Regions from separate parts of the Homo sapiens genome. Here region 2 is linked to region 1. Evidence: chromatin contacts called from ENCODE Hi-C or POLR2A ChIA-PET data. All regions are on one chromosome and are shown on one strand. Each heading gives the region's core, a stretch centred on a gene start or an enhancer-like site at or near the end of the contact. The rest is flanking DNA. Distances are from core to core; before and after follow the strand shown. Region 1 has its middle 22 kb from the start of XLOC_009911. Region 2 has its middle 11 kb from the start of HNF1A-AS1.

Region 1 (7,753 bases), core at 3,884-6,383:
TTGGATGTGCTTTGTCTGGAAATATATTAAAGTTTCAGATTCCCAGATTTTCTTGAAAAATCAGAAGATCTGGCCGTACCTACCCACAGTCCCACATAGCAACATTCAGCTGAAGTTGAGTGGAACCTACCCCCTTTAGATGGGATGTGACCACTTCACTCATTTAAATAATCTATTTGGGGACAGGTGCAGTGGATCACACCTGCAATCCTAGCTATTCAGGAGGCTGAGGCAGGAGGATCACTTGAACCCAGGAGTTCGAGGTTACAGTGAGCCGTGGTTGTACCACTGCACTCCAGCCTGGGCAACAGAGTGAGACCCTGGCTCAAATAAATAAATAAATAGTTTTTTTTTAATTAAATTATTTGAATCCAGGAGGCATTTGAGTTTGCACCTCTTGGCCGGGCATGGTGGCTCAAGCCTGTAATCCCAACACTTTGGGAGGCCGAGGTGGGTGGATCACTTGAGGTCAGGAGTTCAAGACCAACCTGGCCAACTTGGTGAAACCCTGTCTCTACTAAAAAATACAAAAATTAGCCAGGCATGGAGATGCGTACCTGCAATCTCACCTACTCAGGAGGCTGACGCAGGAAAATCACTTCAACCTGGGAGGCGGAGGCTGCAGTGAGCCAAGATCGCTCCATTGCACTCCAGCTTGGGCGACAGAACAAGACTCTGTGTCAAAAAAAAAAAAAGAGTTTGCACCTCTTGTTTAGATGAGTAGAATGTTGCGGGTCATGCCTTGTTTTCCTTGAGCCTGTCTTTGGAGGCCACAACTGGGCATGGGATGTGGCTAAGTGAGAGGAGCACAGGCCCTAGCGTCACTGGAGAGCTGTGTAACCCTGGGCAAGTCCCTTAACCTCTCTGAGCCTCAGTCTTTGCAACTCTGAAATGGAAATAATAGTTCACAGGAATGCTGCGAAAATTCAATCAGGTCCATAAAGTATGATACAGAAAAGTAGGTGTTCACTAAAAGTTTATGAAAGAGGGGATTCTGAGATCTTACATTTGGAAGGACCCAGTGGGATGCTTCGCTCATAGTGAGTGCTTGAGAAATGTTCATTCTCTTCCCCTGATTTTTTTTTTTTTTTTTTGAGACAGAGTCTCGCTATGTCACCCAGGCTGGAGTGCAGTGGCACCATCTCAGCTCACTGCAACCTCTGCCTCCCAGGTTCAAGCGATTCTCCTGTCTTAACCTCCAGAGTAGCTGGAACTACAGGCGCATGCCACCACATCCAGCTGATGTTTGTATTTTTAGTAGAGACAGATTTTCACCATGTTGGCCAGGCTGGTCTCGAACTCCTGACCTCAAGTGATCTGCCCACCTCGGTCTCCCAAAGTGCTGGGATTACAGGCATGAACCACTATGCCCAGCCTCTTCCCCTGTTTTTTGTATTGTTGGGCAGAGTTCTTGGGTTTTTATTTTGCTTTTGGCTGGGCCAGGGCGGAGCAATCACACCACAGTGCCCTTCAGAGGGGTCCTATGGGCTCTGGAAAGATGCCCCCGATAGCTGTGGAGATGGAATATGAGTGGGTAGGCACGACACTGTGTGGAATGTGTGCAGCCATCCCCCTGAGTTACGTGGGACCCACAGGCTTCCTGGGAAATAAATGACATCATGTCCGGTGTCTGAACCTGGGATTCGGAAAACTCCAAACCAGCCCAACAGGTTTGCCAGGTACAGACAGAAGTTGCAGGGGCGGGAGGGGATGGGGGTGCTCCAGGAGAAAACTGCAGAAGGAAGACACCCAGCCCGCCTGACTTGAGGGCTGAGTCTGGAGATTGGAGAGAAGGGGGGTTCCAGAAACAATCTGAGGCTGTGTTTGAACCCCCAGATTCAGCCCCTCCTCATCCTCCCATAGCCTTCACTGCTCTGAGACGAAGAGGGCTCACTTGGGGCCCAATCCACTCTTTCACAGAGCTCAACAGAAGGCACTGCAGGGGCTGGCTGGAGAGAGGGGTCAGGAGTAAGCGTCCGAGAAAGACAGGCCCTGGAGGGAAGTGGGCCGTGGTGCAGTGCCTGAGACCCACAGACAGCAGGCAGAGGGCCTTCTGCCTGCAAAGAGCAGCTCTAGCCACAGCTGAAGCAGCCCCTTCCAGACCTAGAAGGAGCCCTGCTGACAACCCACAGCCCCATCGGAACCCAGAGCATTCCTGGGATACTTGGTGAAGGGAACCTGTGTGGAAGACAGGACTTCCTTCCTACTGGCCTAGATGTGGGTGTTTGGAGCATCAGGACAGAGGGTGTGGCTGTAAACAGGGCCCCTTTACATATATATATATATATATATATATATATATATATATATATATATAATATATAAAATATAGATAATATAGATATTATATATAATATAGATAATATACATAATATTATAATATAGATATATTATAATATTTATAATATATGATATATCTATATCTAGATATATCTAGATATAGATATATCTAGATATAGATATATCTAGATATAGATATATCATATATTATATATATCTATAATATATAGATATATTATAGATATATATAATATATATATCTATAATATATAGATATATTATAGATATATATAATATATGATATATCTATAATATCTATAATATATGTATACTATAGCATATATGTATAATATATGTATAATATATAATATATAATATATAATATATAATATATCTGTAGTATACATATATAATATCTATATTATACATATATTATATATAATATAATATATCTGTATTATACATATTATATATAATATAATATATCTGTATTATACACATATTATATATAATATAATATATCTGTATTATACATATATATAATATGATATATCTGTATTATACATATATTATATATGATATATCTGTATTACACATATATTATATATGATATATCTGTATTACACATATATTATATATAATATATCTGTATTATACATATATTATATCTATCTATATTATATATAATATATATTATATCTATCTATATTATATATAATATATTATATCTATCTATATTATATATAATATATTATATCTATCTATATTATATATAATATATTATATCTATCTATATTATATATAATATATTATATCTATCTATATTATATATAATATATATTATATCTATCTATATTATATATAAGATATATTATATCTATCTATATTATATATAAGATATATTATATCTATCTATATTATATATAAGATATATTATATCTGTCTATATTATATATAAGATATATTATATCTATCTATATTATATATAAGATATATTATATCTATCTATATTATATATATTATATATTATATCCATATTATACATATATTATATATAATATATCTATATTATATATAGATATATATAATATAGATATATTATATTATATATTATATATTATATATTATATATAGTATATGTATAATATAGATATATTATACGTAATATATATAATATATGTATAATATAGTTATATTATATATATAATATATGTATAATATGATATATTATATTATATATGTATAATATGTATTATATATGTATAATATAGATATATTATATATAATATAGTATAATATAGATATATTATACTATATTATACATGTATAATATGATATATTATACATGTATAATATGATATATTATACATGTATAATATGATATATTATACATGTATAATATGATATATTATACATGTATAATATAGATATATTATATATAATATATATCTATAATATAGATATATTATATATTATATATTGTACATATATTATATATAATATATTAATATACATATATTATATATAATATATTAATATACATATATTATGTATAATATATTAATATACATATATTATGTATAATATATTAATATACATATATTATATATAATATATTAATAATATACATATATTATATATTATATATTATACATATATTATGTAATACATATTATATTATATTATACATATATTATGTAATATATGTTATACATTAATTATATAATATATAATATATATTATACATATATTATATAATATATATTATATATTATACATATATTATATAATATATATTATATATTATACATATTATATAATATATATTATATATTATACATATTATATAATATATATTATATATTATACATATATTATATAATATATATTATATATTATACATATATTATACATAAATTATATAATATATATTATATATAATATATATATATATTTTTTTGAAACAGAGTCTCACTGTCGCCCAGGCTGGAGTGCAATGCCATGATCTCGGCTCACTGCAACCTCTGCCTCCCAGGTTCAAGTGATTCTCCTGCCTCAACCTCCTTAGTAGCTGGAATTACAGGCGTGTGCCACCACACCTGGCTAATTTTTGTATTTTTAGTAGAGATGGGGTTTCACCATGTTGGCCAGGCTGGTCTTGAATTCCTGGCCTCAAGTGATCTGCCTGCCTTGGCCTCCCGAAGTGCTGGGATTGCAGGCATGAGCCAGTAAACTGGGTCCCTTTATATTCACAGCTCATCCATACCAGTTCTGCACCTGCTCTGTGCCAAGCTCTGTGCCAAGCTCCATGCCAGGTGGGCAGCGAGGAGCAACAGGGTAGAGCTTCCAGGGTAGCAAGGGAGATAACAGTCAAGTAACCAGATGAGTCAAGGTAAACTGAGCAGTGATACGGGAATGGCCGAGGTGCTGGAGCTGAGAGGCCAGGGAAGACTCGGTTATTTGAGTCACCATGGAATGAGCTCGGAGCAGAAGGGTCACATCTGTTTCCTTTTCTTGGGTAGCATTCCCAGGCCTCGCCTTGTTGGGGGTCCTTGTCTCACCTGAGAAGTCAGGTTCTCCCAACAGCTGACTCAGGATAGCAGATCAGCTCTGTTTTTCCCCCGTCAAGCCAACGCCAGGGGTTTCTCAGTTGGGGAATGAGGCTGACTACGACAGGATCCTCTGAACCACTGGCAGCGGCCAGAGGGGTTTGAGACATGCTTCTACCTGCCCAGGTAGGCCCAGGCTGTAGGGCAGGGGCGTCACCTATGACTCATCTCAGGCAACGCTGGGAAGACTATTGTCATTCTACCCTAGTGCTAGGCCTCTGGGACAGGATCTGAGCAGAGACGCTCATGAAAATCGGGACTTGTGATCACTGGCACAACCTCCACCCCCATCCCCCAGCAGGGGCCTTGGTGAAATTTGAGATTCATTTCCAACTCCTCCTGTGGGAAGGAGGTGTGGACCTTGATGTCAGCATTTCTTAGGGAATGGCTGGACCTCAGAGGCAGCATCTGAGACACTGGCTTAAGGGGACAGCCACGGGGCAGTGATTCCTCCCAAATACTCACCAGCCATTTGTTTGTTTGTTTGGAGACCGAGTCTCACTTTGTCGCCCAGGCTGGAGTACAGTGGTGTAATCATAGCTCACTGAAGTCTTCACCTCCTGGGCTCAAGTGATCCTTCTACCTCAGCCTTCCCATAGATGGGACTGCAGCGTGTGCCACTATGCCTGGCTAATTAAAAAAAAAAAATACTTATCATGGCACCGGCTAATATTTTTATTTTTTGTAGAGACAGCGTCTGGCTCTGTTGCCCAGGCTGGAATGCAGTGGCATGATTATAGCTCACTCCAGCCTTGAATTCCTAGGTTCAAGTGATCGTCCTGTCTCAGTCTTCAAAGTAGCTGGGACTACATGAGACTACAGGTGTGCGCCACCATATCTGGTTTTGTTTTGTTTTGTTCTGTTTTTTGGTAGAGACAGGGTCTTGTTATGGTGCCCAGACTCGTCTCAACCTCCTGGCCTCAAGCGATCCTCCTGCCTTGGCCTCCCAAAATGCTAGGATTACAAGCATGAGCCACCGTGCCTGGCTACCCTTTGCTCCTTCTTCCTTAGAATCACCTCCTTCAATGCCCACTCAGTTCCTCTCTTTGTGCCCCCATCTCAGTCACTCAAACCCAGACCCTTCCACTTCCTGGGGTACCACATGGCCCTGGATTCAAAGCCTAACCCCACCATCCACCTATGACCTGTCTGCCCTTCCACCATCTCTTTACCTTCTCTATGTGTCCGTTTCAAGTTTTTGTTTTGTTTTGTTTTTGTTTTTTGAGACAGAGTCTCACTCTGTCGCCCAGGCTGGAGTGCAGTGGCGCAATCTCGGCTCACTGCAACCTCTGCCTCCCAGGTGCAAGCAATTCTCCTGCCTCAACCTCCCAAGTAGCTGGGATTACAGGCACACACCACCACACCTGGCTAATTTGTTTTGTATTTTTTTAAATAGAGACGGGATTTCACCATGTTGCCCAGGCTGGTCTTGAACTCCTGAGTTTAAGTGATCTGCCCGCTCCAGCCTCCCAAAGTGCTGGGATTACCACGCATGAGCCACTGCACCCGGTCTAGTTTTATGTTATATAAAACAGGAACAAAGAGTCCAGCTTATCTGGGTGTGGTGGCTCACACATATAATCCTAGCACTTTGGGAGGCTGAGGTGGAATGACTGCTTGAGCTCAGGAGTTCAAGACCAGCCTGGGCAACACGGTGAAAACTCATCTTTATTTTTAAAAAATGAAATAAAACAGGCCGGGTTCGGAGGCTCATGCCTGTAATCCCAGCACTTTGGGGGGCTGAGGCAGGTGGATTACCTGAGGTCAGGAGTTCAAGACCAGCCTGGCCAACATGGTAAAACCCTGTCTCTATTAAAAATACAAAAAATTAGGCGGGGGTGGTGGTGGGCACCTGTAATCTCAGCTACTTGGGAGGCTGAGGCAGAAGAATTACTTAAACCTGGGAGGTGGAGGTTGCAGTGAGCCAAGATCGTGCCACCACACTGCAGCCTGGGTGATAGAGCAAGACTCTGTCTCAAAAAATAAAATAAAATGAAATAAAACAAAAAGAGTCCAGCCTTATAGCGTTGTTATCAAAATTCTCATCCAGCAAATATTATATGAGTTAAGAGATATGAGGCACTTTGAAGAGTCCCTGACACATAGTAAGCCCTCAATAAATGGTAGCTGTTTTACTGTTGCCATAATTAAATAGTTAGCAAGTATCTATTCTACTAGATGTTGGGTATTTGATGAGGAAAACAGACACCGTTGCAGTGATTATGTAAGATAAAGGATGTATAGCACCTGTCACCTAGGGGGGCCCCAATTAATGGTGGGTCCTCCTCTCTTCCTTCCCAGCTCTGAGGCCCCTCCATTGTTCTCATTGTCCACGGAAACCTACAGATCTGACATGTGCTGGAGGCTGAGTGAACGCTTCTGGCCGCAGAGGAACCCCAAAGGACTGCTCCAGGTGCTAGTCATCTTGGGGTGTGCCACTTAGGAAAGGTTTCCATGGGGAGGAGTCCTGAAGAAAAATTTGCCAGATGGGAGGATGAGAGCAAGCTTCGAGGGTGTTGGCTGAGTCCTCTTCTATCCACCAACCTGCTCATCCAGCGTCTAGAAATAGGGCGTTAAAAGTTTGACTTAGGCTAGGGGTGGTGGCTCACGCCTGTAATCTCAGCACTTTGGGAGGTTGAGGCTGGCGGATCACTTGAGGTCAGGAGTTCAAGACAAGCCTGGCCAACATGGCGAAACCCCATCTCTAATAAAAATACAAAAATTAGCTGGGAGTGGTGGCAGGTCCTGTAGTCCCAGCTAATCAGGAGGCTGAGGCAGGAGAATCAATTGAGGTGGAGGTTGTAGTGAGCCAAGATCTTGCCACTACACTCCAGCCTGGGCGACAGAGTGAGAATCTGTCTCAA
Region 2 (7,753 bases), core at 1,336-3,835, 37 kb before region 1:
CATCCTGGGCGACAGAGCGAAACTCCGTCTCAAAGAAAAAAATAAAAGGACTATGAGTGGGAGCAGATGTAGGGAGATGCAAGGGACGGAGTATCAGGAGAACAGTACCTGTTCTGGGCTCTCCGCTAATCAAACCCAACCACCAGGCAGAGGCATGGGAGACCCCCACACACAGAGCAGGGTGGAGACAGGAGAAGCGATCGCAGAAGAGGCCAGACCACCACCCAATAGATGTGGGTAACTATTCAAAACTCAGATCATCTGAACAGAAAAAGGTAAATGCTATGAGCTAAAAACTTCAAGGTTCTTTGCATCAGTGCCCTTTTTTTTTTTTCCTGAAGTTATTTCAAGTTGGATTTCTACCACTTGCAAACCAAAGAGTCTTGCCGAACAGAGACGGAAACATGGAAGATTTCATTGAAGTGGAAACCTGGCATTGTAATTGCCCACTGCTTGTAAAATTCAGGCCAGTGTGGTGGCTCACGCCTGTAATCCCAACACTTCGGGAGGCTGAGGTGGGCAGATCGCCTGAGCCCAGAAGTTCAAGACCAGCCTGGGCAACATGGCAAGACCCTGTCTCTATAAAAAATTTTGGTTTAAAGCTAAGTGCAGTGGCTCACACCTGTAATGCCAACTCTTTGGGAGGCTGAAGCAGGTTAATTGCTTGAGCCCAGGAGGTCGAGACCAAACTGGGCAACATAGTGAGACCCCATCTCTAAAAAAAGAGAAGAAAAGAAAATCAGCAGGGAGTGTTGGCACATGCCAGTGGTCCCAGCTATTCAGGAGGCCGAGGTGGAAGAATCACCTGAACCCAGGAAGGTCAAGGCTGCAGCAAGCTGTGATAGTGCCACTGCACTCCAGCCTGGACAACAGAGCAAGACCCTGTCTCAAAATAAGTACATAGGCTGGGCGAGGTGGCTCATGCCTGTAATCCTAGCACTTTGGGAGGTCGAGGCGGGCAGATCATTTGGGGTAAGGAGTTCGAGACCAGTTTGGCCAACACGGTGAAACCCCGTCTCTACTAAAAATACAAAAAAAATTAGCTGGGTGTGGTGGCACATGCCTGTAATCCCAGCTACTTGGGGAGGCTGAGGCAGAAGAATTACTTGAACCTGGGAGACAGAGATCGCGTCACTGCACTCCAGCCTGGTTGACAGTGCGAGACTCTCAAAAAAAATTGGCCAGGCATAGTGGCTCACGCCTGTAATCCTAGCACTTTGGGAGGCCGAGGTGGGTGGATCACCTGAGGTCAGGAGTTCGAGACCAGCCTGGCCAACGTGGCGAAACCCCGTCTCTACTAAAAAATACAAAAATTAGCTGGGCATGGTGGCACATGCCTGTAATCCCAGCTACTTGCGAGGCTGAGGCTGGAGAATCACTTGAACCTGGGAGGCAGAGGTTGCAGTGAGCTGAGATCGCGCCACTGCACTACAGCCTGGGTGACAGAGTGAGACTCTGTCTCAAAAAAAAAAAAAATCAATTAATTTAGCTTAATTCAGCTGCTTCACCTTGGCCTACAAGGGGCTGGGCCACCCTGTCCAATCCATGATCACCTTTTTCCACTGTCCACCTGCAGTGCACAGCAAGTCGCCTACAGCTCCTCCCATACCCACAGCCCCTTCCTGCCTGGGACCTTCGCCCATGCTGTTCCTCCTGCCTGAACCCCTCTCCTAGCTCTTCCTCCCATCAGCACCTCATTGTCATCCCTTCCCTATCCTGTGGTCTGAATGTTTGTGTCCTCCCAAAGTTCATATGTGGAATCCTAGCCCCCCAGGTGGTGGTATTAAGAGGTGGGGACTTTGGGGGCAGGATTAGTTCCCTTATCAAAGAGGCCCAAGGGAGCTTGTTTGTCCCTTGCACCAGGTGAGGGCCCCGCAAGAAGGTGCCCTTGCTGGAGATCCCAGACTCTATGAGAAATATTGTTTATAAGTAACCCAGTTTATGTTTTTTTGGTTTTTTGGTTTTTTTTTTTCAAGGTGGAGTCTCGCTCTGTGGCCCAGGCAATCTCGGCTCACTACAACCTCCGCCTCCCAGGTTCAGGCGATTCTCCTTCCTCAGCCTTCTGAGTAGCTGGAATTACAGGCACCCGCCACCATACCCATCTAATTTTTGTATTTTTAGTAGAGACGAGGTTTCACCATGTTGGCCAGGCTGGTCTCGAACTCCTGGCCTCAAGCAATCCTCCCGCCTCGGCCTCCCAAAGTGTTGGGATTACAAGCATGAGTCACCATGCCTGGCCTATGGTATTTTTTTATAGCAGCAGGAACAGACTAAGACATCCTACTTCTCAGCTTAAACGTCACCTCTGCACAGAGCCCTTCGTGATACATCTGAACAGATTCTTTTCTGTGACTCTCCATCCCTGCACTGTATTTGCTCTTTCAGGGTGCTTTTTCACATTTGTGAGGGTGTATGCATCTCCTCTTCCAGGCTGTAAGCTTCATAAAGTCTCTGTTTTGTTCATAACTAGAACAAGCCCTAGCACCTAGCAGTGAGTGTTCATTAAACATATGAAGAATGAATCAGCGAGTGATTTCATGTCTCATCATCTCTAAAAAGCCTGTTTGATCACTTCCAGGACCAGGAAACTCCTGACATTATCAAGGATGCCACTGCAAAGTGAAATGTCATAAACATGTAGGAGTTGATTCTTTCCAGAAGCTGGCAGTCCAGGACTAGTGTGGGGGCTCCACAGTGTCACCAGAGCTTTGACCTTCCTGCCCTACCATCTTCAGTGGGTGGCTTCTGTACTCAGGGTTACCTCATGGTCCAAGATGGCTGCTGGACTCTAGCCATTATATCCAAATACCAGGTAGAATAGAGGACAAAAGCAGTGAACCTCAAGGCTGAGGCTCCTGGAAGCCTCATACACTTTTACCTACTACAGTCCATGGAACATAGTGTAGTCACGGGGCCACACCAAAATGCAAGAGAGACTGGGAAATGTCTTCATTCCAGGCAGCACGATCTGAATCTGTTATTAAGGAAAAAAATAGGAAGAATGGATATTGGGTATGTAACTAGCTACAAATGATCATGGCATCTCCGTTTATTGAGCACTTATTATGTGCTAGACACAGTCCTAAGTACTTAATAAATGTGGCCCGGTCAAACAAGATTGCCCTCTGCCCCCAAGATTGCCCTCTGCCCCTTCTGTAGCCAGGGACACACACACACACGCACGCACGCATGTACAGGAGCCAGTTGGGCCTGGCCCCCTTCACTGCGGGTACTGACATGCGAAGTCTTTGTCATATGACTCTGAGCAGGGAGGGAGCAGTGTCCTCTTAGCATAATAAGATCAGGATTCATAACATTAAATCAAAGTGCTGTAACTCACAGGAATATCAGTTTCCTATTCAGAAGATAGAGGAGAATGTTTTCAGAAGGAAATTGAACTTTATGGTTTGAAACACGTTTAATTTTAAATATGTTGAGAGAAAACCAGCTACAGCCTGGCATGGAAACTCCTGTTGTTCCAGCCAATGCCTTGGAGAACCAGAGACCACGCCCCCTTCCTCCCTGCTGAGGAGTCAACGAACGAGACCAAAGTCCCCTGTTCTTCTCTGCAGTCAGCAGAAATCAGAGAAGAACATCTTTAGACAGTCAGCAGACTCAGGAACTGTGTACTCTAGGACTTTTTAAAAATTTTTTTACTTTTATTTTTTTGAGACGGAGTCTCGCTCTGTCGCCCTGGCTGGAGTGCAGTGGCGTGATCTCAGCTCACTGCAACGTCCACCTCCCAGGTTCAAGCTATTCTCCTGCCTCAGCCTCCCGAGTAGTTAGGATTACAGGCGCCTGCCACCACACCCGGCTAATTTTTGTATTTTTAATAAAGACAAGGTTTTGCCATGTTGGCTAAGCTGTTCTCCAACTCCTGACCTCAGGTGATCCACCTGTCCCAGCCTCCCAAAGTGCTGGGATTACAGGCATGAGCCACCGCACCCAGCCTGGGACTTTTTTATTTTTACAGAGATGGGTGATGATTCATGGGACGTTGGAGATGCCCCAAGACTGGAGATATGATTTGGGGGATCCTGAGGATTGGTGACCTAGGCAAAACTTGGGGAGGCTGGATCCTGGGTATGGAGTAGCCAATCTGAATAAAGACCCCTGCGCCAAAGGTTGGCACAGAAATAGTGGTCTTGCCAGCCTTCAGGGGAGGCCCACACCAGTCCTAGACTGCCTGCTTCTGGAAGGAATCAACTCTTACATGTTTATGCCATTTCACTTTGGGTTTTCTGTTCTATACAGCTAAACCTAATACTGGACTGATACATTATTATTATTTTCAGAACCAACCAAAGCTGGAATAACACTCTTGATAATGCCAGTTTCCTGGTCCTAGAAGTGAGCTAACAGGCTTTTCAGAGATGACGAGATGTGAAATCCCTCACTGATTCATGCTTCATGTGTTTAATGAGCACCCACTAGGTGCTAAGCCTTGTTCTAGTCAGGAATAAAACCGATACTTCACGAGGTTTACAGCCTGGTGGAGGAGACGTGTATCAGGCTAGTGCGTGTAGACCAAAGGCCAGAGGCGCCCACTCAAGCATTTCCACCTACATGAGAATCCCATAGTCTTTTTAGAAGAATAGAAATAGTAAGCCCTGAGTCACGACTGCATTTGAATGCCACCTTACCTGAAGTCTGAATCAGGGATAATTTGATTTCAGAAGAATAAAATGAGGCTCCTAACACCTGTCCCAAATTGCAAGGAAATGAGGGTATTCTCTTTTTTTTTTTTTTTTCTGAGATGGAGTCTCGCTCTATCGCCCAGGCTGGAGTGCAGTGGCGCGATCTCGGCTCACTGCAAGCTCCACCTCCCGGGTTCACGCCATTCTCCTGCCTCAGCCTCCTGAGTAGCTGGGACTACAGGCGCCCGCCACCACGCCCAGCTAATTTTTTGCATTTTTAGTAGAGACGGGGTTTCACCGTGTTAGCCAGGATGGTCTCGATCTCCTGACCTCGTGATCCGCCCGCCTCGGCCTCCCAAAGTGCTGGGATTACAGGCGTGAGCCACCGCGCCCAGTTGAAATGAGGGTATTCTCTAAGAGGCAGATGACAGAACCTACTGCAATGAATTTGTCAAGCTCAAGGCTAAGGACACAGTCCCTCCACAAGGCAGCCTTCACTTCAAATGCCAGGTGCAACTGGGGATTCCTGGGCCACCCTCACTTCTGACCGCTTGGCTGCATTGAGGGTTCCCACTACCCCCTGTGGTTCAATAATTCACTAGAATGACTCATGGAACTCAGGAAAGTGCCCCGCCTCATAACGACAGTTTTTATGATAGCAAACAGACACAGATCAGAACCAGCCACAAGAAAGGACATAGAGGGTGAGGTGCGGAAGGGGTTCAAGTGCAAAGCTCCTAGTTACCTTCTCTCCAGACAGTCACCTCCCCCCAGCTATGATGCGTGATGACACTCAGAGAATACTGCTAACCAGAGAAGCTCCTGAGGCTTTGGTGTCCAGCGTTTTTGGGGGTTTTGTTTTTGTTGTTGTTGTTTCTGAGATGGAGTCTCGCTCTCGTCGCCCAGGCTGGAGTGCTGTTGCGTGATCTCAGTTCACTGCAACCTCCACCTCCTGGGTTCAAGCGATTCTCCCGCCTCAGCCTCCAGAGTACGAGTAGCTGGGATTACAGGCATGCACCATGCCCAGCTGATTTTGTATTTTTAGTAGAGACAGGGTTTCACCATGTTGGCCAGGCTGATCTCAAACTCCTGACATCTGGTGACCCGCCCCCCTCAGCCTCCTGAAGTGCTGGGATTACAGGCATGAGCCACTGCCAGCCAGTGTCCAGCGTTTTTTAGTGGGGCTTGATCCCTTACTGCCAGTGTGGCTGACCTTTCATCTCCAGTCTCTCCTGAGCTAACTCTTGTGTATCCAGCTCATCTGGAGGTTGGAACTGATACAGGATGTTCCAAAGCCTTCATTACAGATCACATTGTTAGACTATCTGGTGGCCAAAGGCCCCAGGCAAACACAGACACTTCCATCAGACAGGACGTTAAGGGGCCTAGAGATCACCTCCCAGCAACTGAAGGCAAAGATAATCCTCCTACTGTACATCCTTTTTTTTTCTTTTTTTTTTTTTAAGAGACAGGGTTTCATTCTGTCGCCCAGGCTGGAGTACAGTGACACACTCATGGCTTGCTGCAGCCTCGACCTCCTGGGCTCAAGCAATCCTCCTGTAGCTGGGACTACAGGTGTGCACCACCACACCCCGCCAACTATACATCCACCACCACCCTGTCCTCTCAGCCCCCAAAGTCATGAGGCTTTGACTAGGTATCAGGATGTCTTCAAATGAAAATTAATGAAAACAGCGGGCCCGGTGGCTCACACCTGTAAGCCCAGCACTTTGGGAGGCCGAGACAGGTGGATCACCTGAGATCGGGAGTTCAAGAACAGCCTGATCAACATGGAGAAACCCTGTCTCTGCTAAAAATACAAAAAAAGTAGCTGGGCATGATGGCACATGCCTGTAATCCCAGCTACTTGGGAGGCTGAGGCAGGAGAATTGCTTGAACCCGGGAGGTGGAGGTTGTGGTGAGCCGAGATCATGCCATTGTACTCCAGCCTGGGCAACAAGAGTGAAACTTCGTCAAAAAAAAAAAAAAGAAAAAAAGAAAAGAAAATTAATAAAAACAAAAATCCAAAGTTGGACACACACACAGAGAACACCTTAGGACAATAGAGGTACACCGTGGAGTGCTGCAGCAGCAAGCCAAAGATTGCCAAGGATTACCAGAGACGTGAGACGTTGGAAAGGGCAAGAGTGGAATCTCCCCTCTCCCCCAAGTTTGAGAGGGGGCCAAGCCTTACCGACACCTTAATTTGAGGCCTCTAGTCTCTAGAAATGCAATGTGCAAGGCGGGGCGCGGTGGCTCACGCCTGTAATCCCAGCACTTTGGGAGGCTGAGGCGGGCCTTAAGGTCAGGAGTTCAAGACCAGCCTGGCCAACATGGTGAAACCCTGCCTCAAAATGCAAAAAGTAGCCAGGCGTGGTGGCATGTGCCTGTAATCCTAGCTACTCAGGAGGCTGAGGCAGGAGAATCACTTGAACCCAGGAGGCAGAGGTTGCAGTGAGCCGAGATCACACCAGTGCACTCCAGCCTGGGCAACAGCGTGAGACTCCATCTCAAAAAAAAAAAAAAGGGCCGGGTGCAGTGCTCACGCCTGTAATCCCAGCACGTTGGGAGGCTGAGGTGGGAGGATCACCTGAGGCCAGGAGTTCAAGACCAGCCTGGCCAATATGGTGAAACTCTGTCTCTACTAAAAATTCCAAAAAAATTTAGCAGGGTGTGGTGGCGCATGCCTGTAATCCCAGCTACTCGGGAGACTGAGACAGGAGAATTGCTTGAACCCGGGAGGTGGAGGTTGCAATGAGCTGAGATGGCGCCACTGCACTCCAGCCTGGGAGACAGAGTGAGACTCCGTCTCAAAACAAAACAAAACAAAAATGCGACGTGCAGTGATGTGCTCCAGCTGGTGTGATCCCCTTGGGGATGTGGCAATGGATGGGCATCCCCAGACTTGATGATCATCCCTTTGTCTCTTACCAGCAATCCCCAAACCAATTCACAAGTTCTGTTTTGTTTTGGTTTGGTTTTTTGTTTGTTTTTTGAGACAGAGTCTCACTCTGTCGCCCGGGCAGGAGTGCAGTGACATGATCATATCTCACTGCAGCCTCAAACTCCCAGGCTCAAGTGATCCTCCCACCTCAGCCTCCCTAGTAGCTGGGACT

What was found. A loop is a pair of places that touch in the nucleus more often than their neighbours do. ChIA-PET counts read pairs that join two places held with the same protein, here RNA polymerase II (POLR2A). Pooled maps may share reads with other maps.
Region 2: a map of mammary epithelial cell shows a loop between it and region 1 (2.3-fold over the local background). The contact joins two enhancer-like sites. A Hi-C loop is called at or near these places in 1 of 168 maps with a recorded cell type or tissue (mammary epithelial cell) and 2 of 50 pooled maps. POLR2A ChIA-PET finds 5 or more read pairs at or near these places in 13 of 52 experiments (BJ, Caco-2, HCT116 and 10 more).

The regions. Positions count from the first base shown.
Region 1 is chr12:120,923,316-120,931,068 of GRCh38, reverse strand. No RefSeq gene overlaps it. Among named protein-coding and RNA genes, the nearest start is that of XLOC_009911, 22 kb to the right of the region's middle. RefSeq lists a silencer at 1,969-2,263 and enhancers at 1,630-2,437, 4,288-4,837, 4,803-6,002. Within about 2 kb of position 5,133, at least 6 of the 41 ENCODE cell types and tissues checked have a DNase peak (open chromatin) inside an H3K27ac peak, as active enhancers do; they include PC-3 and PC-9, where a contact is called at or near this core.
Region 2 is chr12:120,957,568-120,965,320 of GRCh38, reverse strand. No RefSeq gene overlaps it. Among named protein-coding and RNA genes, the nearest start is that of HNF1A-AS1, 11 kb to the left of the region's middle. Within about 2 kb of position 2,585, at least 5 of the 41 ENCODE cell types and tissues checked have a DNase peak (open chromatin) inside an H3K27ac peak, as active enhancers do; they include PC-3 and PC-9, where a contact is called at or near this core.